Linked DNA regions of Mus musculus: regions 2, 3 and 4 are each linked to region 1. The links are chromatin loops, found by intact Hi-C in ENCODE. Cell type or tissue: left cerebral cortex. All regions are shown on one strand. Each heading gives the region's core, and the rest is flanking DNA. Links, peaks and the distances in the headings are about the cores only.

Region 1 (5,943 bases), core at 559-5,558:
AATTGTATTGATGGGGATAGCACACACCCATCTGCTTTGACCCATCTAAGATAGAGTAAGCTGCAAGCTTTGTGTGAAGCTGGAAAAGACTGAGCTAAGGCAAGAAGTAGAGATGGGTTATGTCAAACATCTGAGGATTACAGTTTAACACACAGGACCTTGGTGCTCAGTCCCAAGCTGCTGCCTGAGATCATGCGACTGTGGAGCCAGCTTATTACAAGATTCCACGCCTCTGGGCACCTCTGGAACTTAGAAAGTAGAAAGAAAAGTGCATTTCTTACATCACGGGCCTGCTATGGCAGAAACATAGACACATTTGTGTCTGCATGGTGTCAGGATTTACTGAATAACAGTGAGTTATTGTTTAGTTTAGTTGGCTATACCTTCAAGTACATCTGATTCCCCTTCCTTGCTGGCACTGACAACAGTTGTTTTTTTTTTTTTTTTAATCTCTAATCTTTATTAATGTTAACTCTCAGACCACACATCCCACACCAGTGTAAGTTACAGAATGGCTACAAAAAATTTAAAGAGAGAGGAGAGTCAGGGAGGGTCTGACTCAGAGACAGAGCAGCTCTGGGGCCCAGGCGGTTGAGCTTAAGGAGTTGATTCTCTTGCAGAGGCACAGAGCCCTGAAGGTAGGGCACAAGAGATAGCCTTGGTCAGATGGTCAAATGGACCAAGGGAACACGATTTGAATGGACTGCATCAAACAGTGGTGACCAGCCCCAGTCAAGCTGAAAGCCCAGGGACTCCTAATAAGAAGTTCTCTGTTAGCCCCTAGAAGGATGGACAGATGGGAGATTGTGGGGACCATCACCATAGCAACAGGGTGTATTTCCTCTTTATGGGGTCCAGATGAGAATGTTATCCTCTGCTTGGGTCTAATGTATTCAAAAAGTTTTTAGATCTGTTTTATTTTTTCTGATATGATTTCAGTATGTCCATCTGCTCATATGTTCCCAATCTTCTCCACATGTTTATAGGTGCTATGTTTTTTATTTTCACAACTAACCTATGGGTCTGTGCCCCATGGGTGGTGCTGGGTAGGCAGTGGTGTCTATGTGCACAGAGACACTATCGTTTTCCCCAGAATATGTACTCACAGTGGAACCAAAGGCTGGCCAGTAAAATGGCATCATCACCCAGGACAGGGCACACCCTGAAGGTCGCTCACAGGACTTGGAGTAACTTAGAGCCGCGCACAGCCTGCTCTTTCCTGTGGCCATGCTCTACAGATTTAGATCAGTAACCGAGTGTTATGACCCAAGAATTCATACCTTTCTGCTCACCCCCTGAGTGCTTTATGTCCATAATCAGGCCTGTGGACTTAACCTTGAAGTCCTTGCTTCATCAGTTCTATCTTTGGGAGGGTTAATGAGCCCAGACCTATGCTATAACTCACATGATTCTAGAAAAAAAGGTTCAAGAGCCCAGGGGGCTTTGGTGTCCGGATAAAATGCCTATTAAGGACTAACTGGTATTGCTGCTCTTTTGAAGTTCCCTGTACCTGGCACTTCATGCATCTAATGAACCCTCTGGTTTTAGCAAATGCAGGGAGTTGGTCCCCTCAGCTCCCTTGTCAGACATGAGAACAGAAGGTGCTGTGTGGCCAACCCACCCCATCATTGATTTTCCCAACTAGGGAACTCTGGACATTGAAGAGGGGAGCTGTTAACGATTGTATCAGGAAATAGACACAAGTTTAACTGTGCAGACAAAGCAGGGTACCTGTGGATCTCGTCGTTTCTCTCAAAGCATTGCCTCCCTCAAGGTAGCCCTTGAATTACTTGAATGTATCGATCATAGCAGGATCTATTGAGAATGTTCTTCCCTCAGAGCCTTACAAAAGCTTTAATTCATTCTGGTATTTGATCAAATGTCTGGCTTTATGTATGACTCTATTTTCTTTTATAGTCTGTTTTATTACTCTGTGTGTATACATAGAGCAATAATATATATGTGTATTAAAAACACACAGAATTGAACACCAAATAATATGAGATGAGGGTGCTGGAAGGATGGATCAGTGGTTAGGGTGCTTGATGCTCTTGCAGAGGACCCAGATTTGGTTCTCAGCTTCCATGTGAGGCTGCTCACTTGAAACTCCAGAGAGCCAATGCTCGTCAAATTGTGAGCCCAAGCAAACCCTTATTTTCTCCCGGTGCGCTCCTCAGCTCTTTTGTCACACCAATAACAAAGTAACAAATACAGCGGGACTTCAATGGGCTTACTGTCCTGGCTCACTTGTACCCCACCCACCACACTAGCAAGAACTAGACAGTTCTAATTAGCTTTGAATCCTCTAGGAGAAAGGAGGGCCACAGACTGTCTCTGTTTCTAAATCTTGTTGGGGGGCGCTACAGTAAGCTTTAACTCACCACAAGTCGGTGCTAAGCAGGTTCCATGACTGGAGTGGCAAAGTCTATGTGTGGCACCTCTCTGCAAGCTATTCAGGTTGCTCTGAGGACGTTCAGAATTCCAGGCTCTGCCTGAAACACCACGCAGAATGCTTGTTTACAGCACCTACTCTGTGCCGCCATCTTCCGGTCTGGTACTGCTTAGAGTGTAAAGGCTGGGTCCTTCCAAGGACAGCCTGCTCTTAGCCCGAGAGAGATGGCTTTCTGTTCAGCAGTCCTGACCGGACTGGACCACAGAGAACTTTGTGAGGAAGCTCTAGGAACTTCACCAGTCTGTGCTGTCTGTCTGTCATTGCGGGGAGGCTCCAAGCCATTAATCCTAACCTCAGGTGGCACAATTTTATGTCAAAACACTTGACATAACTTTATGGTTTCGCCCCCCCCCCCCCCCATTCAATTTGAAAACTCTGGGTAGCTGAATAAACATTTTCTTTATAAGCAGATGAGAGATCGCCCTCTGCTGGGCGGACTCACAACTGCTGCCCACATTTAGGAAGAAAAATCAGCGTCCACATTTGATTTTGAGGAAGAAAATAATGTTCGCCTTTGGCTTAAAAATAGCGTTATTTTACAATGGATCTGCTCCTAGGATAAATTCTCTAGGAGCCTCTTCCTCTTTCGGGCTTTCCTTTATCCTTTACAGAGGGGTCAGCTGAGTGTTGGCATTCCATTACGACAACCCCAGAGCAGGCTATTATTGTCAGCTCTCTAGATGCTGTGATGCTAAACCCAGATGAAGAGTCACCAGGTGGGGGGCAAGGCTTTACTTGGTTCTCCAGTGGAGAAGTTTGGTACATTTGGACTCTGGACAGCTTCACACAGACGGTTGCTGCTTTCTTTGCCACTGCATTTTAAAAAGTAATGTATTGTTTATTATTTATTTACATGTATGTGTGTGAATATGTGCATATGCGAATGCAGTGCTCATAGAGGCCAAAAGACACCAGGAGTCTGAAACTGGAGTTATTGGTGGTTGTGGTCCCTTGGTATGGGTGTGGGGACTAGGCTGCAGTGCTCTGGAAGAGTCATCCATTCCAGACCCAGACTTCCACAACATTTTGAAAATTTAATTTTATTTGTGTGTGTGTGTGTGTGAGTGAGTGTATGTGAGCATTCATGTATGTAAGTGTGTTTCTGTATATGTGTGTGTGACTGTGTGCATATCTCTCTGTGTGTGCATGTGAGTGTGTGCATCTCTCTCTCTCTCTCTCTCTCTCTCTCTGTGCTGGCTCAGGTGTCATTCCTTAGGCAATATCGATCTTGGTTTTGTTGTTGTTTGAAACTGTGTTTCTCACTGTCCTAGAACTTGCCAAGTAGATTAGGTTAGCTCACCAGTGAGCTCCAGAGATCCACCTGTCTCTGTTTCCACAGTGCTGGGATTACAAATGTCACTCTTTTCAACATGTTGGCTCTACGGATTTAACTCGTGCCCTCATGCTTGTGAAGCAATGGAGCCATCGGTCCATCCTTTGGTTGGCTTTCTTTATGGTAAATTTTCACAATGAGTTTCTACCTTAGTGTTTCTTGCTAAATCCTTAAAAGTCGGTCAAGGTTTGTGTTGGACCTCTTCTTGTCTGTGGACTCAAGGATGCACATAACACATACTTTGTGAATGAAAAAAGAAGGAAGGATGTGACTTCTCCTAGGTATGGCAGAAGAGAAATTTTATTGTAGATATGAGGGGAGAGCAGAGCCAGATCAGAGACATCTGGGAGAGTCCAAAATGAATGTGACCAGTCTGATCTGGACCATACGAGGAGAGGGGGAAGGGGAGGAAAAGCGGAGAAGTGGAAGGGAGAATACCTGCTGACCATGATGGGTAGTCTGGGCCAAAAGAATAATGGGTAGATCAAAATGAGCCAAAATGGCTGAGTTACGTAGGGAGGGGCAGCTGAGGGAAGGCAGCCAGCCTCTCTGGGTTGGGAAGTTTAGGGTAGGAGGTGAGGTATGCCAGCCATACCCTGTAGGAATGCAGGAAAAACCTAGCTGCCAGCTCGGTTTTGATGTGTTAATGGGCACCAGTTAGTCATTTGTCCCAGGTTTGAGACCTAACATTTTGTACATGCCAAATTAATTAATTAACAAGTACAAGAACCACAGTTCTTTCTCTGGATTAGATGATATCTTGCTGATGCCAGAGAGTTTTATTATTAGGCAGTAAGATTTTTTTTTAAAGTTATCATAGGAATGGCCTGATTCTATGCCAAAAGAGGATGCTGAGATTTTCTTCATGTGGGAGGCAGTAGATCCTGGGGAGAAATCCTAGGATGTGACCCTTCTGTGAATCCTGGGGAACACAGAGAGTCTTGGCAGAAGAGCAGAAGAGTCCTTCAACTAAAAGTGTAAAATAAGGCAAAGCTTCTGGGAAAAGTAAAAGACTGTCCTTTGGGAAAAAGAGGATCTGTTGTTCATCAGGGCTGCTTAGAGGGACTCCTTCCTTCAATACGCATAGACAAAGAAGGTACCTTCGCCAGTGCAGCGGGATAGGATATTAACCTTGTCTTTAAAAGCAAATAGTGATGCCGAGAGATGGGCTGTGTAGAGGCAAAGTTTCAGGGCATCCTAGAGACCCTTAGAAGTCACCAGTGCTATCCTGGTGGCCCGGGGCTTCTGCGTGTGCTCTGCGGAAGCAATGACTGTTAAGCATTTCAGGATGGGTGGGAGGAATCCAGAATTAGGCGCTTTATTTTTGGTAGAAGAATGGGATTAATAGAGAAGGGACCAAGAAAGACCCTGTGTGAGGAGGGAGACGTCAGATAGGGAACCATGACAGACCAAAGAAATTGACTCTACCAAAGGTTAATTTGGCACGCCAATAAGTTCTACTGGGGGAGGGTTAGTGACAGGAGCACGCAGGACTCAAATCTAGCTGCATTGCTGGAAGAGCTACTTTAGTACAGGTAACAGCTCGGGAAGCTGTAACCCTGGAGTCCTCGGCTTGACTTGTCGGCAGCGTGGCATGTCTGAGAACTGCTCTCAGACTCAGCTGGTCAGTGTCTCCCTCTCCCAGCATTTGCTTTCTGCTTTGGTAACTCTGGATGGAGGTGTTCTGGGGACTGTTTCGCCAACTTGACACAAGCCAGAGTCATCTAGGGAGAGGGAACTCAACTGAGGAACTGCCTTCATCGGATTGGCCTGTAGACAAGACTATGACGCATTTTCTTGATTAATTATTGCTGTAGGTGGGCTCAGACCACTGTGGATGGTACCATCCCTGGGCAGGTCATTCTCTATTGTATAAGGGAGCAGGCTGAGCAAGCCATGAGGAGTAAGCCAGTAAGCCATGCTCCTCCATGGCCTCTGCTCCACCTTCTTATTCTGAGTTTTTGCCATCCACACCCCTCAAGGCTTGATTCTGTGCAGGGGCTGTGGGAGAATCAGGCAGGGGTGAGCCTTGGTGTGGGTGGAGGGCTAAGGGATAATCAGATGATAGTCTAGCTTTTTGTTTTTGTGTTTTTAAGTAGAATTAGCCAATAACCAGTCCCATCTTGAATCAGGAGAGCAATCTTGCCTAGAGACAGAG
Region 2 (5,943 bases), core at 387-5,386, 580 kb after region 1:
CAGATTTTCAATGGGGGAAGCTGCAGACGGCAGGGGGTTGGGCCGGGGAAGTTGTGGAGAATTGTTCCTTCTACACTTGGGCCCAGTTGCAAATGACAGACTTGTCAGGCAACTGAGTTTGTAGCTGGTTCCTGGGGGCTCTTTTCACTGATGCGTGGTTTCCTTGGTGACTGGATGGGCTGCTGTGCACATACACACAGCAGCTTTTTGGGAGACACTTGACTGGTTCTGATGCTAACTAGCTCTGACAGCTTTGATTGGGGTAAGAAGAAAAACGGTCTCTACTGGCTTTCTCAAATTAAACATTCCTTCCATGCTCATATACACTGTTTCCTTTACCTGGGAGACTAACAGGCTGAGCATACCAGCAAGGATTCTGAGACTGGGCACCCTGAAGCACCCCAGAGAAGCAGCACCGTGGTTCTCAGGTGATGCCTTCGGGGGCTGCATTAGCCATAAGTCTATCGGGGTTAGGAAAGCAAGAATGGCCTGCGTTACTTCAATAAAAAGGATTTAATCTAGGCTGTTGTTTGAGCAGGCGCTGGAAAGGCAAAAAAGGGGAAATCAAGATAAAGAGAGTCTGGGGAGATGCTCAGCTGGTAAAGTGCTTTCCTTGTAAGCATTAAATAGATGTAAGCATCTATATTTGAAGTCCAGAACCCATGGGAAAGGGACAGCAGCCACAGAGGGGCTCACCCACAACAGACTCTGTCTACCATGCCACGTTCCAGGTAACAGGGCAGGCACTCTGATCTTCCCGAAAGATGGCAAGCAAAGCTTGGGAAGCAGGAAGAAGCCAAAAGAGCTGGGAACAGTGATGGTGATGGGCTCATGGAGAGGGCCAAGGGGACAGCAGATGACCCTGGAAACTGTGCGAAAATTCAAATGCACCTTTAGGATCAGAGACTGTGACCTGGGTGTGTGGCCTTTCTGGGTGTGTGACCTGAGCTATTAACAGGCTTTCTCCAGCAGGAAAGTCTCAAAAGTGTGAGTGGCTAGGGGGAGGTGGGTAGGTGTGTGTGGATTAAAGTGGGGTTTTGGGTTCTGGGGTGTGTTGGGGGGGGAGGAGTTGGTTTACATAGGCATGTGTGCAATCGCACAGCTGTGGATGGCAGATGTCAACCTCACAAGTCCCTTAGTTACTTGCCACCTTGGGATTGCTGTGATCTGTCTTTACATTTATTTGTTGTGAGCACCTATACTCAGCAGTCAGAGTCAGTTCTTTCCTTCCATTGTGTGGGCTCTAGAAATAGAACTCGTGCTGTCAGGCTTGGTGGCAAGCCCTGTTACCTCCTGTGCCATCTCAAAGGCCTCACTGTGGTTGTTTGTTTGTTTGTTTGTTTGTTTGTTTTGAGACAGTTTCTCACTGGTTTGGGGAACACCAAGTTGGCTAGAATGAGTAGCCTCTAAGTGGCAAAGATTCACCTGTCTCTACCTCCGCAGTACTGGGATTACAGGTGAAAAGGTCAGCTCAGAAACTTTGGGAACGTCATGAAACACTTGCCCCTCTGGAAGGAAAAGGCTAATTAACATTTCTCAGACCACGGGGGTGGGGGGCACATTCCACATGGCTAACCCTGCTCACCTTCAGACAGGGAAGTCCTTGTCACCTCATTCCCTAAAGACCAATCAGTTTAAAGGGTGCACTGTTCCACCAATCATATTGTGCCTAGTTGCTGATGCTCTATTTTGGCCCTGGAAACCATATAAAAACTGGCCGAACTGCTGCTGGTGGTCGCTGCCTCTCCTTCAGGTCTGGGACGACCCCAGTGCACTGGAACAATAAGTTCCTCTTGCTTTTTGCATCAACCCCAGCTCCACATGGTTCACTCAGGGGGTCCCCAGTAAGCTAAGCTTCCCCAGAGTTTTATGCAAGCATGTGTCACCACATCAGGCTACAGATTCTGAAACATTTATTTATTTGTTTGTTTGTTTTTCGAGACAGGGCTTCTCTGTATAGCTCTGGCTGTCCTCACTCTGTAGACCAGGCTGTCCTCGAAACTCAGAAATCCGCCTGCTTCTGCCTCCCAAGCACTGGGATTAAAGGTGTGTGCCACCACTGCCTGGCTCCGAAACATTTTTTTAAAGATTTGTTTTAGGGCTGAAGAGATGACTCAGCAGTTAAGAGCAATTGCTATTCTTCCAGAGGACTCAGGTTCAACTCCTGGCAACCACATGGTGGCTCACATTTGCAGGGATCTGCCACGTATACACTATATATATGTGGCTGGTGCACATACATACATACATACATACAGGCAAATCACTCATATGCAAAAATACATTTTTAAAAAAGGTCTATTTGTGTGTTGAGTAGGGGTGGCTGCACACGTGTAGTTGCTGAGAGAATCCAGAAGAAAGTGTCAGGTCCCCTGTAGCTGGAGTTACAGTGGTTATAAAGCTATCCACTGAGGGAAGAGAACTTTGGTCTAGTGCAAGAGAAGTAATGCTCTTACCCCTGAGCCATCTCTCCAGCTCGAACTTTTTAAACGTTCTAATCAAGGACCCTGAATGTTAGTTTCACACTGGCCTCTGTCCTCCCGGCACAACCAGCCAACTGAATTCCAGGAGGCGTCCAGGGCAAGCCAAGAGAAGACAGAGGCAGCTGATGGAGAGGTTGAGGGGCTTATAAGAAAGGGCATGTGGCTTCTCCCCCTCTATCCGACCCCACTCCGGTAACTGTCAGCTGAAACAGCTACCTCGTAAAAGACTGGCAGGTGTACCACCATCATCACCACCATCACCCGGGCCCCCGGCCCCCATCCCTGCTTCCCTACTTCCCTGCCCCCAAGGAACAATCCTAACACACCTGCAGAATACAGTCAAAGGAGGTGCAACCGGAACATAAACTGCGCATCAGTCAGCCAGTCATGTCTGGCCCGTGGTTCCCAAGGGCTGGTTTCTAGCGCCTGTGACACTGCACAACACGTGTAGCTCCGCAGAGCTCTTTCAGCACCTCCGAGGGGCGGGCGCCACCTGGTGGTCACTCTGAGATCTACTCGAGGCCACGTGCTCTTAAGAGCAGGGGAGCTAGGAAGGCCAATTCAGCACTGGGGAGGTGGAGGCAGGAGAATCAAGAATGCAAGGCTAGCTTTGGCTACACAGCGAGCTTGAGGGCAGCTTAAGCTACACAAGACCCTGTCTGAAAAATAAAACAAAACCATCAAACAAAAAACCAAACCCAGTAGCTAGGGAGATGGCAGAACTTGTTAAATTGGGCTAACATGAGGACTTGCATTGAGATTCCCAGCATCCATATAAAAGCCAAACAGCCATGGCTGCCTATATAAATCAGCTAGACCCCAAAGCTAGCTGGCCCACCACATTAGCCTAACCAGTGCCTTCTAGGCACTGAATAGTGAGGCTAGTGCCCTGCTGCAATATTCAAGATGGAGAGCAAGAAGTTCCCAGGGCAGACATACACACAGCCACACACACCCACATACCTGTGCACACACATGGATGTGAAGAAAGAGAGGAGGGAGGAAGAAAGAGAAAAGAGGAAGAGGGAGCCAGTGGTGGAGCAGAGATGGTGAAAGTGAGGCACCAGGTGTGGATGAGCGAACTTCCCTCAGTTCTGCATTTGCCCAGGAGGAACAGCTTCATTGAAGAAGCACAAAGAAAAGGCAGCCGTTGAGAAAGGGAGTCTGTGTCTGCCGTGAGAGGATCAGAGACCTGCGGGGACACAGAGCAAGGCAGGAGTTCGGGGCCAGCAGAGAAGAGCTTGCTCTCACCGGTGAACAATGTGGCCTTGTTGGGGCTGGAGGAATAACTCAGAGGGTGAAAGGCAAACCTGACAACCTGCGTTCATCAAATATCCCCCAACCACAGATTTGCACATACATAGGCCCTCACCCATCCACAGGTAAATCATTGGGTTTTTTATAATAGTTTGACCTTGTTCACCAGCACAGGGAACAATACTGAGGCTCTAGAGTATAGACTTGAGACCCTTGTTGCACTGGGTACTTAATACCTGTTGTCCTGCTAATTAAGGTCAAAGTCTACCGTTGTCCAGATAGCCTTCTGAGCTCAGCACAAAATGGGAGACTCCCTTTACCAGCAGAGATTCTCCTTCTCTGACCTTGTCTGAGGAGTTCAGAGCCCCCACCCTCTACCAAAGGTTTGTCACATTCGTAGCCTTGATTAGCTCACAGTTTCAGCTGCCTTTCTTCCACCACAGAACCCATTCAGCAAGCACCTGAAATCCCCCAAAAGCCTCTCCATGCTAATGAGGCGTCTCAGTTCCTTATCCTTCAGCCAATGACCTTTGCCCACCCTCGATATTCCTACAACCTTCCCCAAAACTATACAACCCAAGAAAAGTTGATCTGTCTCCCTGAAGCTGATCCCGGAGATAAGTCTGCTATTTCTGTTGTACTCACAGGCTCTTCCAAACCTGCCTGTTGACTCTGCTTCCCCCAGGAGAAGGGAGACCCAGACACCCACTTTATTTATTTAATTTTGAGACAGGGTCCCTCTGTGTGTCCCTGGCTGGCCCACAACTCACTGTATAGACCAGGCTGAACTCATTCACAGAGATTCTCCTGCCTCTGCCTCTCGAGTGTCACCAATCCTGATTAATTTTTTTTGCCCTTGCTGTTTTTGAAGCAATGTCTTATGAAGCCGGGTGGACTTAGTCAGGGTTTCTATTGCTGCAACAAAACACCATGACCAAAAGCAAGTTGGGAAGGAACGGGTTTACTTGTCCTACACTTCCAGATCACAGTCCATCATTGGAGGAAGTCAGGACAGGAACTCAAGCAGGGCTGGAACCTGGAGGCAGGGGCCGATGCAGAAGCCTTGGAGGGGTGCTGCTTGCTGACTTGCTTCCCCAGGCTTCTGAAGCCTACCTTCTTATAGAACCCAGGACCACAAGCCACAAGATGGCATCCCCGGCAATGCGCTGGGCCCTCCCCTCATTGATCACTAATGAGAAAATGCCTTACAGCTGGATCTCATAGAGGCATTTACCCAACGAAGGCTCCTTCCTCTGATGACTCTGGCTTGTGTCAAGTTGGCACACAAAACCAGCCAATACCCAGGCTGTCCTGGAACTTAGTACGTAACTGCTAAGGCCTACTTTGAATTCCCAGTTCTCCTGCCTCCACTTCCCAAAAGCTGGAATGACAGGCACGCACCTCCACACTAGAACCATCCACTATTACTTTAATACTCTAAATGGGTCAGGAAATAAGAAACTATTAGCCCCGTCTTAGCAAGGGACAGTACAACCTAAGTCAGTCACTTACCTGCCAACTTTGGAACAGGCGGTCATCAAATTCCCACCAGACTCTACTCAGTTCGAGTCTGGTCAGCCAGGAGCCATGCAGGCGCCCTTTGCAGGACAAAGCAGAACCGCTCAGCAGTGAGGTGAACCTGACTAAAGGGAAGCCCGTATTGGTCAGCAGCCCCTGTGACTTGATGCAGAAAAGGCTGCTTCACTACTGTGGAGAGTGTTTTATTGTCTTGCAGTGCTGGAGAGCAAACAGGAAGTCCTCGCCATGCAGGGGGAGCACACTGCCATTGAGCTGTACTCTCCACCACCACCCCACCCCCTTTGTTTAAAGATAGTTTAAGACAGGAGTTGTGTTGAGGCTAGCTTTATTCACTCAGTAGCATAGGTAGACTAGGGGCTACAGGGCTGTGTCACTAGTCCCAGTTTGACAAGATTATTATTGAATTAATAAATTTTGGGACCTGAGAAATATCTGCACCTTCCATAATCCCCCTCCTACCCAGGATCACGGGGTCCTAGTGGGCCAAGGACGTTTCTTCTCATAACTCTGCTTGCTGGGAAAAAGAGCTGTGGTTCTCCATATATGCCCTGCACCTTGACCTGGATCACTGGAGGGCATGGTTTCCTTAGCTAGTCCCTTTCGGCTTTTCTCATGGCTGTGAGACCACCTGACAGAACTGGCTTAAGGATAGGAGAGTTTATCT
Region 3 (5,943 bases), core at 288-5,287, 480 kb after region 1:
AAGTTCACTTAGGAGAACCAATGAGTTCACTGGTCTTACTTGGAGAGCATGGGTAAGATGTTACCTCCAGGGGTGTGGTTGCTTCTCCCCAAAAGGCTACACCAGAAAGTCTTTATTCAGCAGGGATAATGGCTTTCCGACAGCTTCATGGATAAAGTCTCCTCCCCGGTTTCCTCCCCAGTCTGTAAACCCCAGCCTCTCTCTAAAGCCCACACATAGTTAAGGCAGCATTGCATACAGCATGTGGTCAGGAGGGATCTTGTGACCCTCCCCATCCCTGTGTGAGAGGTACAGTCAACAAGCCTGGCTGGAATAATACTTCTCATTTTGACACAGCTGAGTACCCCGGCAGTAGTTTGTTTGGGGAATATCCTGCACAACAGGAGTGGGATGGACTCCTGACAGTCCTGAGTCACACAAAACGTGTATCTGACCTCACCCCCTACCTTCTATTTATCTTTAGTCAGCATCTCTCAGCCTCAATTTCCACATGAGCAAAAATCAAAAGGAACATACCATTTAGGAAGTAGATGAAATTGCATTAGCAAACATGTAAAGTTATAGCTAGTCCAGTAAGTTAAGCATACCAGTTCACTCTTGCCATGTTTCTCAACCATCCTTAGAGTATTTGCATCTTGCATATTCATTGTATATACTTATAGAGAGTGAATTGGGGGGCTGGAAATATGACGTAGAGCTTGAGAGCACTGGCTGCTTTTGCAGAGGACCTGAATTTGGTTCCCAGCACCCACATGGGACTCACAACCTTTTGTAACTCCATCTGCAGGGTGATCTGTTATCTGCCGCAGGCCCTCTGGTCCCCTGTGCCTGCGTAGGAAAGAGTCTCTAGAGTAGATGGGCAGAGATTAGGATGAAAATGACAATCAGTCAAACACACAAGAGAGGTGTTGAATCTGAATGTAATGTTCCAGTCGAGCATCAGACTTTTATAATACAGAATAAATTGCAGAACAAGACACATTGAATTTTTCCAGGTGCAAAAGGAGTGACTTCAAAAGGAACTAGATAAATGTATAACACTAGAGATTAGCACAGATGCAAGGGGAGTGACTACAAAGGGAATTTGTAGGGACCAGATAAATGTTTACATTAGAGATTAGCACTTTCTGCCAGGCAAGAGTTTTACACTTAGAGTTAATAGCCCCAGGGTAGTTAACTCTTGACACGCCTCAAGAATAATGTAGTGTCACTGACCCCAAAATTCTCTAGGCCTCCTTAATTCTTATCTATATCTGAAGACTATCCATTTTCAGTATAGTATACAAATTTGCTCTTGGCATGGAATGTAGTCTATAATACGAATTTCTATCTCAGTGAGAATTTTAGACTCTGCAGATAACTGAATTAATGACTGTGCTTTATTAGCTACTGAATGGGTTAAGCTCCTTGCTGCTATCTGGAGTCTAAGAACACTGGGAAAAGGCTTTAGCTATGTTAGAATACAATCTTAAAAGGCATTTACTATAAGGTGATGCTTAATAGAGTGCACGTGAATCTATACACTAGATTAATGTGGTGGAAATTTGAATATAATGGGTTAGGGAAAGAGATGCCATAACTCTGGGAGGAAAATTTCCCTGGACTCTTATCCTCGTGAAACAGCTTCCAGGCTTTTCGCCTGACAAACCGATCCAAACTGGAGAGTTGGCTTTCGACAGAATATCCAGGAGGAGAGTCCTAGAAATTTATTTCTCATGAGCAGCTTTTTGGCATTTTTGCCTCACAAGCTGACTCCACCAGAGTACCCTGACAGTTATCCTCTTCTGGCCTCCACAGACACTGAATGCACACAGTACACATACATACATGCACACATACACATAAAATAAAAATAAGTTTGTTTTTTTGTTTTTTTTTTTTTTGGTTTTTCGAGACAGGGTTTCTCTGTATAGCCCTGGCTGTCCTGGAACTCACTTTGTAGACCAGGCTGGCCTCAAACTCAGAAATCTGCCTGCCTCTGCCTCCCAAGTGCTGGGATTAAAGGCATGCACCACCATGCCCAACTAAAACTAAAATTTTTTAAAGAGAAAAATGTATAGTAACCTTGAACTGGAAAATTTTAAATTATCAATAATTCCACTACCTTAATACAGCTATCCATATTTTGTGTGTTTCCTTACATTCTTCAGTTATATAAATATAAGTATATCTTAGGGCACTGCAATCAAGACCATGCATAAAATTTCACATCATTATGTTCCTACAGCACTATCATTTCTATAATTAAAATTTCCATGACTACAAAATATTTTATCAAGGGAATTCAGTGGGATTTAATTAATCATCCTCTTATTTTGAATCATTAATTTGGGTCTAATGTCTCCCTATTACAGAATAGTCTAGCAACGGCGAACATTTTCATGTTTCTTTTGTCCCTCGTTCAGGGTTGTTCTTCTGGCTTATTCCCAGGAGTGGAATCTCTGTGTCAAAAATGTTCATATTTTCAGAACTACTGGTGATTTCTGCCAAGTTGCCTCCCCAGGTGTTTCCATGTGTCGCCACTACCCGGGGAAACACCTGAATGGGAGCCCTAACATTTTGTAAAGAACACTCCGTACTCCCCAGTTCTAAGTGATTCGTTATCTAAAGAAATCAGACCCCAAGTGGCCAACTCCCTCAGGCTGCTCAACGTGAAGGGAAAGGAAGAGAGCCTAGAGCTCTGAATTCACATTGTAGCCCCTCCAAAATCCTTCTCCTGGATGCTATGCCCAATTGCCTCTCTTTATAGCTATAGCCTTTCTCTTCATGCCAATCATGAATTCTCACTGTATCTGGGCACAGTCTGTCTTGTTAATCAACTGAACACGATGGCTTTTGACTTCGGTTTTATGACTGCTCATAATTCAGACACATTTCTGCTGGGCTGGATTCCAGGGGCAGAAAGACACGAGAAGGAGCAGGTGGACAGCCCTCAGCACTAATGATACCTCTGTGGGGTCCTCAGAAACCAGGAGCAGTGCGCTCGGTCTGATTCCCTGCCCTAGCAGATTGGCCATTGAAAGGTGGGCTCGCCCCCAGCCAAGTCCGGAGAAACTGATTGTTTTATTAACAATTAGTGTGGGAATAATGCGCAAAATTGACAAATCCAATTTCCAAATGCCTCGAAGTGGAGATGGACAGTCTGCCATTAAGACATTGAGAAGGAGGGTAGAAGTTTTCACGTAGCAACTCCATAGGATGGTGAAAGTAGAAGCTAAAGGGGGTGAAACCTGAGTAGGGAAAGGAGGGAGGTGAGGAACTTGCCTGATGTATGAGGGGTGGACTCTGGTGCTGAGGGAGGAGATAAGAGTTGCAATATCAGAGAAACCCCCTTGAGTCTGCAGACAAGGAGGGAATCTGTACCCGTGGCTGTGCCTCCCTCTAGTGGCCAGGCAATGTGCTCCCTGCAGCTCTATCTGGAGGCAGGGAGAGGTGGTGCAAAGAATAGGGTCTGGGCAAGTCCTAGTTAAGATTCAAATCAGGAAAATGTGGTATAGATGAACAGTGTCATAACCCTATGAATCATGGAGAGAAACCTCTTCCAGAGACACCCCCCACAAGGTGTGACTGTAACTACCATAAGTGAGAGACAGAGAAAAAGACAGAAAACAGAATTAAAGTGGGCAGAGTTCTGGTGTCAGAGGAGAGGTGACACAGGGGTTGAGAGGTCATACTTCCGTTGGGATCTGGGTTAATCTTATAGATGTGAGTCTCAATGACCAACCTCTGGAGTTAATCAGCCTGCTTCTCTGTGGCACCTGTATCCACTGATGCTCCTGAGAGACCTGGGACCCACTGTGTTGGTTCAGAGATGCTCAGATGTCCTGCACGGCCCTTAACTCAACAGCTATAGGAATTTAGATGAGAAATACCCCCCAAAACAAGTTGCCCCATGTCTGTCTCTTTGTCTCTTCTCTATCTGAATGTCTGTGTCTGTCTGTCTGTCTGTCTGTCTGTCTCTCTCTCTCTCTCTCTCTCTCTCTCTCTGTGTGTGTGTGTGTGTGTGTGTGTGTGTACGTGCAGATATGCATGCATGTGGGTACATGTACCAGAGCATTCAGAAGCCAAAGGGTGACTTCAGCCTTCATTCCTCCAGTGCCATCCGCCTCCTTTGGTTTGTTTGTTTATTTTGTTTTGTTTTTCAATATCAGGGTCTTTCACTAACCTGAAACTTTCCAGGTAGGCTGGGCTAATTGGTCAGCAAGCCCCAAGGATCTGTCTGTTTCTGTCTGCCCTCCTGGAATTACAGCGTGCACCACGGAGCCTGATTTTTTTTTAATGTGGATTCTGAGAATTAAGCCCAGGTCTCCGTGCTTGTAAGGCAAACGCTTTACCTACTGAGATTATGTCCCCCGCCCCACATCTCTATCTTAGGCAAAATCTCTACCAATCATTCTTAATGGGTGGTTTTCGTTCAACTGGCAGAAACTCAACAGACAATGTCTAGTCCCCGGCTGGTGTGCACTGCAGTGGGGGTTGGGCAGAGAAAGCTAATCAGCTGAGAAGAAGCAGTTAGCACTTAATTCCATAATTTGCTTTGAGCCGCTCAAGTCAGCCATAACATAATCACCCCCTCCACCTGGCCAACAGCAACAACAGCCCAGACTGCTCAGATGTCCAGGGCTGCCTTTCTGGACGTAGTGTGGCAGCACATCAGAAAAATAAATACATGAATAAGTAACTCGAAGATTATCTGCTTTCTATTTAAAGGCTATCCCAGGTTGTAGAGAGAACATGCCTGTCAACTGATGGATTTGCTCATGAGATTCTTCTACTATGTTCTAGATATTGATACTTTATCAGTTCAAGTGCATTGGCTGCAAGAAAAAACAAAAAACAAACAAACAAACAAACAAACAAAAAACCAGAGTGTGACTGGATAGGTGGCTTAGGATGTGAAAGCTTTTACTGCTCTGGCAAAGGACCCGAGTGTGGTTCCCAACATGCAGAGCATGAGCCAGCTTACAACTGCCTGTAACTCCAACTTGTAGGATCTGAAGCTTTCTGGCTGACTCAGTGCACACATATGCACTCATACATACATGTACGTGTGTGTGCATGAACACACACACACAAGTAAAAATAAAATTAAAGCAGGTGTAGTGGCACATGCCTTTCATCCTCATGCCTCAGGAAGCAGAGGCAGATGAATCCCTGTGAGTTCAAAGCCAGCCTAGTCTACCACAGGACAGCCAAGGCTACTCAGAAAAACTCTGTCTCAAAATAAACAAATAAATAAATCTTAAAATATAAACAGTTTTTTAAAAAATTCTATGACTAATGGTGGCTTAACAAATGAGGCAATCGTCTCACAGAACTAGAATGTTTGCTGGGAGTTCAGAACTGGTTTGCAGCTCAACAACTCGAGTGGAATCACAGGATCTTCCCTCCGCTCCCTGTTGGCTGTCCTCCTGGATTCAAGATGGCTTCCACAGCTCCAAGTCTCAGAACTTTACATGACAGCCTTCTGTGGAAGAGGGAAAGGATCAACGCCCAGCACTACATAAAGCCAGCACACCGACATGTGCTGTATTACGACGTGTAGGAAGTGGGAAACAGAAGGATCACAAATGGAAGGCCATGCAGCAGGTTAGAAGTCAGCCAAAACTCCATGGGACCCTGTCTCTAAAAACAACAACAATAATAAAAATTTCGGGGCCTGGGGATATAGCTAAGAGGTAGAATGTATGCTTAGCCCACAAAAGGCCTTAGTACCATCTACAGCACATAATTGATTAAATAGTTAATTAGCTGTAAAGTTAAAGCATAGGCCTTATTAGCTACTTAAAATATAAACCAGTTTGCTAATTCCCAATGCCAAGAGCCTGGAAGGATTTGTTTGTTTGTTTGTTTGTTTGTTTGTTTTGTAACAGGGTTCCTGGGATTCTGCAGAAGCTGGGCCCAGTCTAGGTGGCTACTACCCATCACAGTTCCAGATGAACT
Region 4 (5,943 bases), core at 561-5,560, 77 kb before region 1:
ATATTAGCATCTCTTAGTAGCAATAATAAACACATCCAAAGCCAAATGGGGTCAGAGTATTCCAATGTCTTTTCTTCAGCCTAGGGGATAAATGGACTGGATCCAAATGTTCTCCTTAAACCAGTCTAAGGCCAAATGGTCCTGGAGAAGGTCTTGGCCACCTACCGGAAGGAAGCTGTGGTTGGTCCATCCCTTTATCCCACATACTGAGCATCAGTTCTGTGTGTGGTCCGGATCCAACCTGTGATCTCAAGCATGCCCAGGTGGCTGCAAACACAGCATGACGTCATGAATCCTTTGTGCTGCCTCTCCATCTGCCTGCTGATACAGCTGCCCAGTTATGGGGAGCGTGCCGAGTGCCTGGGTATGGAATTTGGAGTTGGTTAAGTGTGTGTATCTTTTACAGATAAGAAAAACTGAAGTCTGGAGAGGAGGCCTTATTCAAGTTCAGGGAGTAGTTTAGTGGCCGTCCAAAGCTAGAACTGGTTGCTCAAGGCACCGATGAAGCAAGACCCTTCCTGCCAGACCAGTAGCTTCTATAAGAGAAGACAACTGGTCTGTGTTTACATCAGGACCCTGAGATTGTTTTCTTTGAGGGAAAGCACTGCATTTCAAGGTTAAATAAAGCAAGCACTGTTTGGCCAAGTGTAGACTATGGCTCTCAGCCCTGGCTCTGTCAGATCAACTTTCAGAAACACACTTGGGGGACCCTCTTTAGACAAATTCAGTGATCGTATGAGTGGACCTGGGTTTCTTCTCATTTTTAAACCTAATAGCTTAAAGTCCAGCCAGGGCTCTGTGGTCTGATATATTCAGTCCACCATGCCACCAATGGTCTTGAAAGCAACATTTTCAAATAGCATCTGAATCCGGGCATTGGGTCAGAATGTAGACTCTCAGTGAGTCAGGTCCAGAGGGGCAGGAGAACAGCAGCTGTTTCTAGAGTATGCTTCTGATAGCAGTTCTCGAGGACACCTGGGATTCTGATGACCCCTTTTGGTCCCTGGTTATTCCATCCAATTTCTCCACCATCTGAGCCCTTGGTTTTCAGTTGCCCTGGTTCCCAGCAACACCCTTTCTTGGGCTGGCAGGGCGATCTCTTCTCTGTTCCCCTCCTTCTTCCTGTCTTTCACAGGGCTGGGCTGCACAGCCTGCCTGTCTGCCTGTCTAGACTGTCCTCTACCATTAAGACTGGTCCACTCCTATCTTTGCCCCAGTTACCTGTGCTAACTGCCGAGGAACAGGATGTCCTTTGGGGTCATTCTAGCCTGTTCTGCACCAAGCTCCTTGTGGCCACTGCATAAATACTCCTGTAGTTTAACAAAACTTCAAACCCAGGCAAGCAAGACCAAAAAGTGGTAATGTCTTCTGATACTAACGAACATTCCTTGGAGATTATGCATCAGACTTTAAACTCTCCACTCAGAAAAAAAAAAGAGTCGATCAAATTTAACAAAGTAAGTGGTTATTTCCTGTCTGGACTTGGGGTTTTAAAGCTGGCTCAACGAGTGCAGTCCACCAGGCAGGAATAAGCCAATGAGGGTTGGGGGTAGGGTTGGATTCTGCTTGCAGATCTGGGCTCCTTGCTGTAAAGAGGGAAATGTTGGAAGTTCGGGACAAGGTGGGGACCGCGGATGGGGAGATCATGTAACCCAGGGGACGGTGGGAAGCGCGGGGAGGCAGGCAAGAGTTGCCAAAGTTGAACTAAGTTGGAGCAGCCGTTCAGGTTTCGCGTCTCGCGGCGCCCACGTGGGGAAGGGGGCGGGGAGCGGGAGGGAGGGCAGGTCCGGAGCCGAGGGGCGGGGGTGGGGTGGGGTAGCGGGGGGAGACCGAAGGAAATGAGACAACCTTTTCCTCCCACGGACTCAGGCTCCTCTAGAGTGTGCAGGGCTGGAGGAGTCCAGAGGCTGGGTGTGCGCGTTCCGTGCTCAGCCCTGATTGGGGAGGGCCGCCCCAAATTGCTCTCCGGCGCGCGGGTGCCCCAGCCACAGGGCGCAGCAGCACACTGCCGTGCCCTTCCCTAGGTGATCTGATCCACTCCAGGCCCCCCTGCTCGGTCCCCGGAAGTACGCGCCAGTCGTCCTAGAGAAGGTAAGCTGCTTCCCCGAAGCGCGCTCAGGGCGCGGGGACACTCTAATTCTGCTGAGCGGGAACTCTTTAGTGCTCTTCGGATCCCAAACTACCGCTTTGTTTCCAAACCCCTGTCCAGGTGTTAGCACCGGTCCTGCCTTCTTCTTTTGCTTCTCCTTCCTTCTGGCGTCCCCAGCGTCTTGATCCTGTTTGGCTTGGTCAGACCACTCTTACCCTCTGCCTTGGGCTTTGGAGAACTCGTGAATTCCAAATCAGGGCGCTTCTCTTAGCTGCTCCAATCCCTGGAGCTTGGCTGAGCGGGCCAGTCGGCGGCGGCGGATTTAGGCTTGGCTGGGGATTAACCCACCTGAAGCCGGCCTAGCGAAGTACTTAGTTAACTCTTCTCAGAGCCACTGAACTATTGACACTTATTTGACGACCCCCGCCCCCCCGCGCGTCCCCAGATCCCCGAGATTGGAGTGGACCGTGGCGTTCTAAGGCTGTTGGCGCCCCCTAAAGCTTTAAATGTGACGCTCTGTTGCTGGAGAGGGACTCATCAGGTTTGGGGGTGAAGGATCCCGACGACTGGGGGTAGAGGGAAGAGATCTTTGCAGGGCATGAAGACAAACCAGTATGGCTCTGAAGCCGGCGAGACGGACCCGCTGGGTAGTTTCATTTTTGTTACTTAGTTAAACACCTTTTCCAACCTTAGGCCTGTGGCAGGAACTTCTAGGAATCTTGGCTTTAAAAATGGACAAAAGGAAAGGAGGGAGTAAGCGGCCTTGAGCCTCGCAGTTTGCAAAGGGTCCAAGCGTGAATTTGGATCCCAACAGGTCTGTGCCGCACACCCCAAGTCCAGCCCTAAAGATGGTTCCTCAGTCCAGTCTGAGCAAGAAATCTGCTACCTCCTGCCTGCTCACACTCAGGGAAGACCAAGCCTTTACCTTTTATAGCAAATACATCGCGATTCCGTTCAAATCCAAAGCGTTTATTTAGAGCCGGCTGCCGTCCTAGCTCACTGAAGAGGATACTACCCGGCGCCGCGCTCTCTCAGCCCCTCCCTCCCCTCCAGGCAGTGTAATTGTTAGTCTGCCACCGCGGGCCGGCTTGAGGTCAAGTCCGGTGTCAAGGAAGCCAGGGTCAGACCACCAGCCTTGGTAATGCCTTCTTGTGGCTGTTTTCTCTTCGGAAAAATAGTGGGGCCAAGAGTGTAACACACAGGGGTGGAGGTTGGAGGGGTTGGGGGGGAGTGGGGCGGCTAGCACTTGGGAGTGGAATCCGGAGGATCAGAAGCTCAAGGTCATCTGTGGCCACAAAATGAGTTTGAGTCCAACCTCGTTCCACAGGATTCTGCCTCAAAATACCAGAGTCAACGCCCCCCCTCCGATGTCAACCAGGAAGTAAAGATGGTGGAGCTTAATTTTAATTTTAGAGATATTTTATTTTGTATTTTGTGTATGTGTGTGTGTGTGCCACATGTGCTTTAATTGTGGCCCTTAAGGGAAGTCTGGTAATAGCTGGAGATACTTTTGGCCCTCACCCTGTGGGTGAGGGAGGATGCTGTTCGCTTGGTGGAATGCTCAGGAGAACCCTCTCCTCACAATACCTCTGGCCCATTACTGCTTGTGCTTTCATTGGGTCACCCTGACTTAAGGAACTGGCTCACAGAGAGTATCCCAACTCCCCTCCTTTCCAGATTACCCCAGCCCCTGTTCTCATATCCCCACCCCCACCTGCAGCCCCAGAGTCAGAATTCCACTGCTGGCTTCCCACCAGGCCGCTGGCCTGCCCCACACTTTTCTTGCTTCTCCATTGCTTACAGAAAGGACCTGGGTCTACAGGTGTCTGTCAGTCATTAACAGCAGCCCCTAGCCGGTCTCTTGAGGGGTGAGGCTTAATCTGTGACCTTGCACACCAGCTCCAGGCTTCCCTGCCCACCCTCAACCTCTAGCCCTTCTGCCATGCTTCCAACACATCCCAGTTCACCGATCCTCTGCTGTTTTGACCTCTTGAACCCACCTTCCCCGCCCTAGTGGCTTGGCAAACTGCTCATCTTTCTTTGGTCTAGAACTCAGTCTCTTCTGGATGGGAGCTTTTCTCCATTTCTTAGGACAGTGCCCTTGTTCCCTGCTGCCCTACCCAGTCACCTTCATTTCTTCAGTATCCCATTTGCAGAATTTACAGCAGGGGACCCCGTGGTGCTCACCTCTCCACTGATACCCACATACTGAGCCTGGTATGGGGCTGTGCTCACAATACCTGCTGAGCTCAAAGGCTTTGGATGTTGTCTGTATTCTAATCCCAGCTTTGTCACCTGTAAACTGTGTGACTTTGGGCAAGTGGGCTCAGACCCTCTGGGAGTCTTACAGGGAGAGCAAGCTGCATTCTCTGCAGGTCAGTGTGACGAACTAATAGGATAATTGTCCATTTTAAGACCGAGTGCCTGCCCCGTGCCATGCTCACTCCATGAATTTTGACTCGCTCGATATTGTATCATCACTACGAAGTTCATTGCAGAAGCACAGAGAGGCTGCAACATTTGCCTCACATCACACAGCTCATTAGTGCTGGGGCCAACATTCACATAAACCTTTGGATTTCAGAACACACACTCTTCTTGCTACAAAGGTAAGCAAGGGATTGTAGGAGACTCAGCCAATGTTCAGTGAATGTGATATGTGATTTGTCGACTAGATTAGTGGGGGCCTAAACACATGCCTGTTCTTTTTTAAACAGAGCCATGCTTAGGATCCAAGACTGTCCTATCAGCAGCCCTGGGGTTCCTTCTCCTTTTCGCTTTGCTTGCAGTTTCAGAAAGGGTCAGACACCGGCCCCTAGTCACGCTGACCTTGCTGCTAAATGGAGTTTAAGTGTGTCAGGCTGGGACAGCACTCAGTCCTTGGGAGGACAGCAGAGGGAAATGCAGTTAACACTCCTACTTGGGAGAGAGGTTCAGACATGAAGAAGGGACTTTGGTGAGGATGTGAATACACAGGGGACTATGTCTTCTCTCTAAGGGCTTCCAAAGGCATATTTATCTATTAAAGGTAAACTTTGTTGAGGGACTTTAATGCTTCTCATAATGGAGTATTGGAGAACCAGGTTTGCAGCCCATTGCTGAGCTCTGTCACTGGATACTAGATTACACAGCTGGCTACTTCACCAGCTTAGAATCCTGTTTCCCTCAAAGCAACCTTGGCTTTGAAAGCCAAATCTGATCCTTGCTGGTCCTGGGGGGGGAGGGGTCTTGCTCTGGTGGGCCATGTTTGACTCCTTTGCCCAGATCCCTGCACATTTGTGTACTCTGCCTTCATGATCAGTTGTTCCACACAGAGTCTGCTCATTGCAGCAGGCTGCTCCCTAAACTTGAAAGGAATGAGTTCCCCTTGTATGGTGCGGGGACTCTGTTGTGTTAGGGGTTCGGGAAGCGCTCTGGTGAGGGGTGATTCATAGCGTGTATCGGAGTGAGCACTTCCTGCTTATTAGTCCATAAGAGAACTTGGCGGTCCCTGCAGAAAAGTTCCCCCTTCCCACCCTAACCTTCCTGTCACTTGGGTCCTAGGTCACCAGTTGCTGATGCCAGAGACAGATTCCCCTAAGTGATTAGAGATAGGAAGAAAAGCCAGATCCAAGACCTGGGCATCTCTTCTATTTGAGGTTTGGATAGTCTGACCCAGAAAATAACCTGCTTAGAGTGGTGGGGTGGGGTGTCAGTCTCAGGACCAACCAGGGTCACTGATGCCACACCCTGTTGGCTCTCCCATGAATGATTCCCCGTAGTCTCTGTGAGATGTACCTGGCTGTTAGACTCGCTGCGCATCCTGTTGGCTTAGGAGGACATGTTCTGGTCCATTATTAGGATCTCTGCCTGAC

What was found. Peaks named below come from ENCODE experiments on the same cell type or tissue, not always from the same donor. Only the 100,000 strongest peaks of a DNase experiment are listed, where the experiment ranks them.
Region 2: it touches region 1 in a loop (3-fold over the local background); 6 of 42 quality-filtered maps call a loop at or near these places.
Region 3: a loop joins it to region 1, with 3 times the contacts of the local background. A loop is called at or near these places in 4 of 42 quality-filtered maps.
Region 4: a loop joins it to region 1, with 4 times the contacts of the local background. A loop is called at or near these places in 9 of 42 quality-filtered maps.

Annotation. Positions count from the first base shown.
Region 1 is chr6:82,116,857-82,122,799 of GRCm38, forward strand. Gm40381 (a long non-coding RNA gene) reads left to right here and starts at 2,893. Exons shown (of 2, transcript XR_869194.2): 1 at 2,893-3,278. In left cerebral cortex, for the core only: a CTCF peak has its summit at 2,896 (motif pointing left); DNase peaks (open chromatin) are centred at 2,584 and 2,880.
Region 2 is chr6:82,699,931-82,705,873 of GRCm38, forward strand. It overlaps Gm32425 (a long non-coding RNA gene), which reads left to right. Exons shown (of 3, transcript XR_377779.4): 2 at 3,592-3,865. Among named protein-coding and RNA genes, the nearest start is that of Gm32534, 12 kb to the right of the region's middle. In left cerebral cortex, for the core only: a CTCF peak has its summit at 2,987 (motif pointing left); a DNase peak (open chromatin) is centred at 2,974.
Region 3 is chr6:82,600,495-82,606,437 of GRCm38, forward strand. No RefSeq gene overlaps it. Among named protein-coding and RNA genes, the nearest start is that of Pole4, 49 kb to the right of the region's middle. In left cerebral cortex, for the core only: a CTCF peak has its summit at 3,381 (motif pointing left); a DNase peak (open chromatin) is centred at 3,381.
Region 4 is chr6:82,039,811-82,045,753 of GRCm38, forward strand. It overlaps Eva1a (eva-1 homolog A (C. elegans)), which reads left to right and starts at 1,818. Exons shown (of 3, transcript NM_145570.2): 1 at 1,818-2,091. In left cerebral cortex, for the core only: a CTCF peak has its summit at 2,601; DNase peaks (open chromatin) are centred at 1,788, 2,223, 2,670, 3,011 and 1 more place; H3K4me3 peaks cover 1,932 bases; H3K27ac peaks cover 988 bases.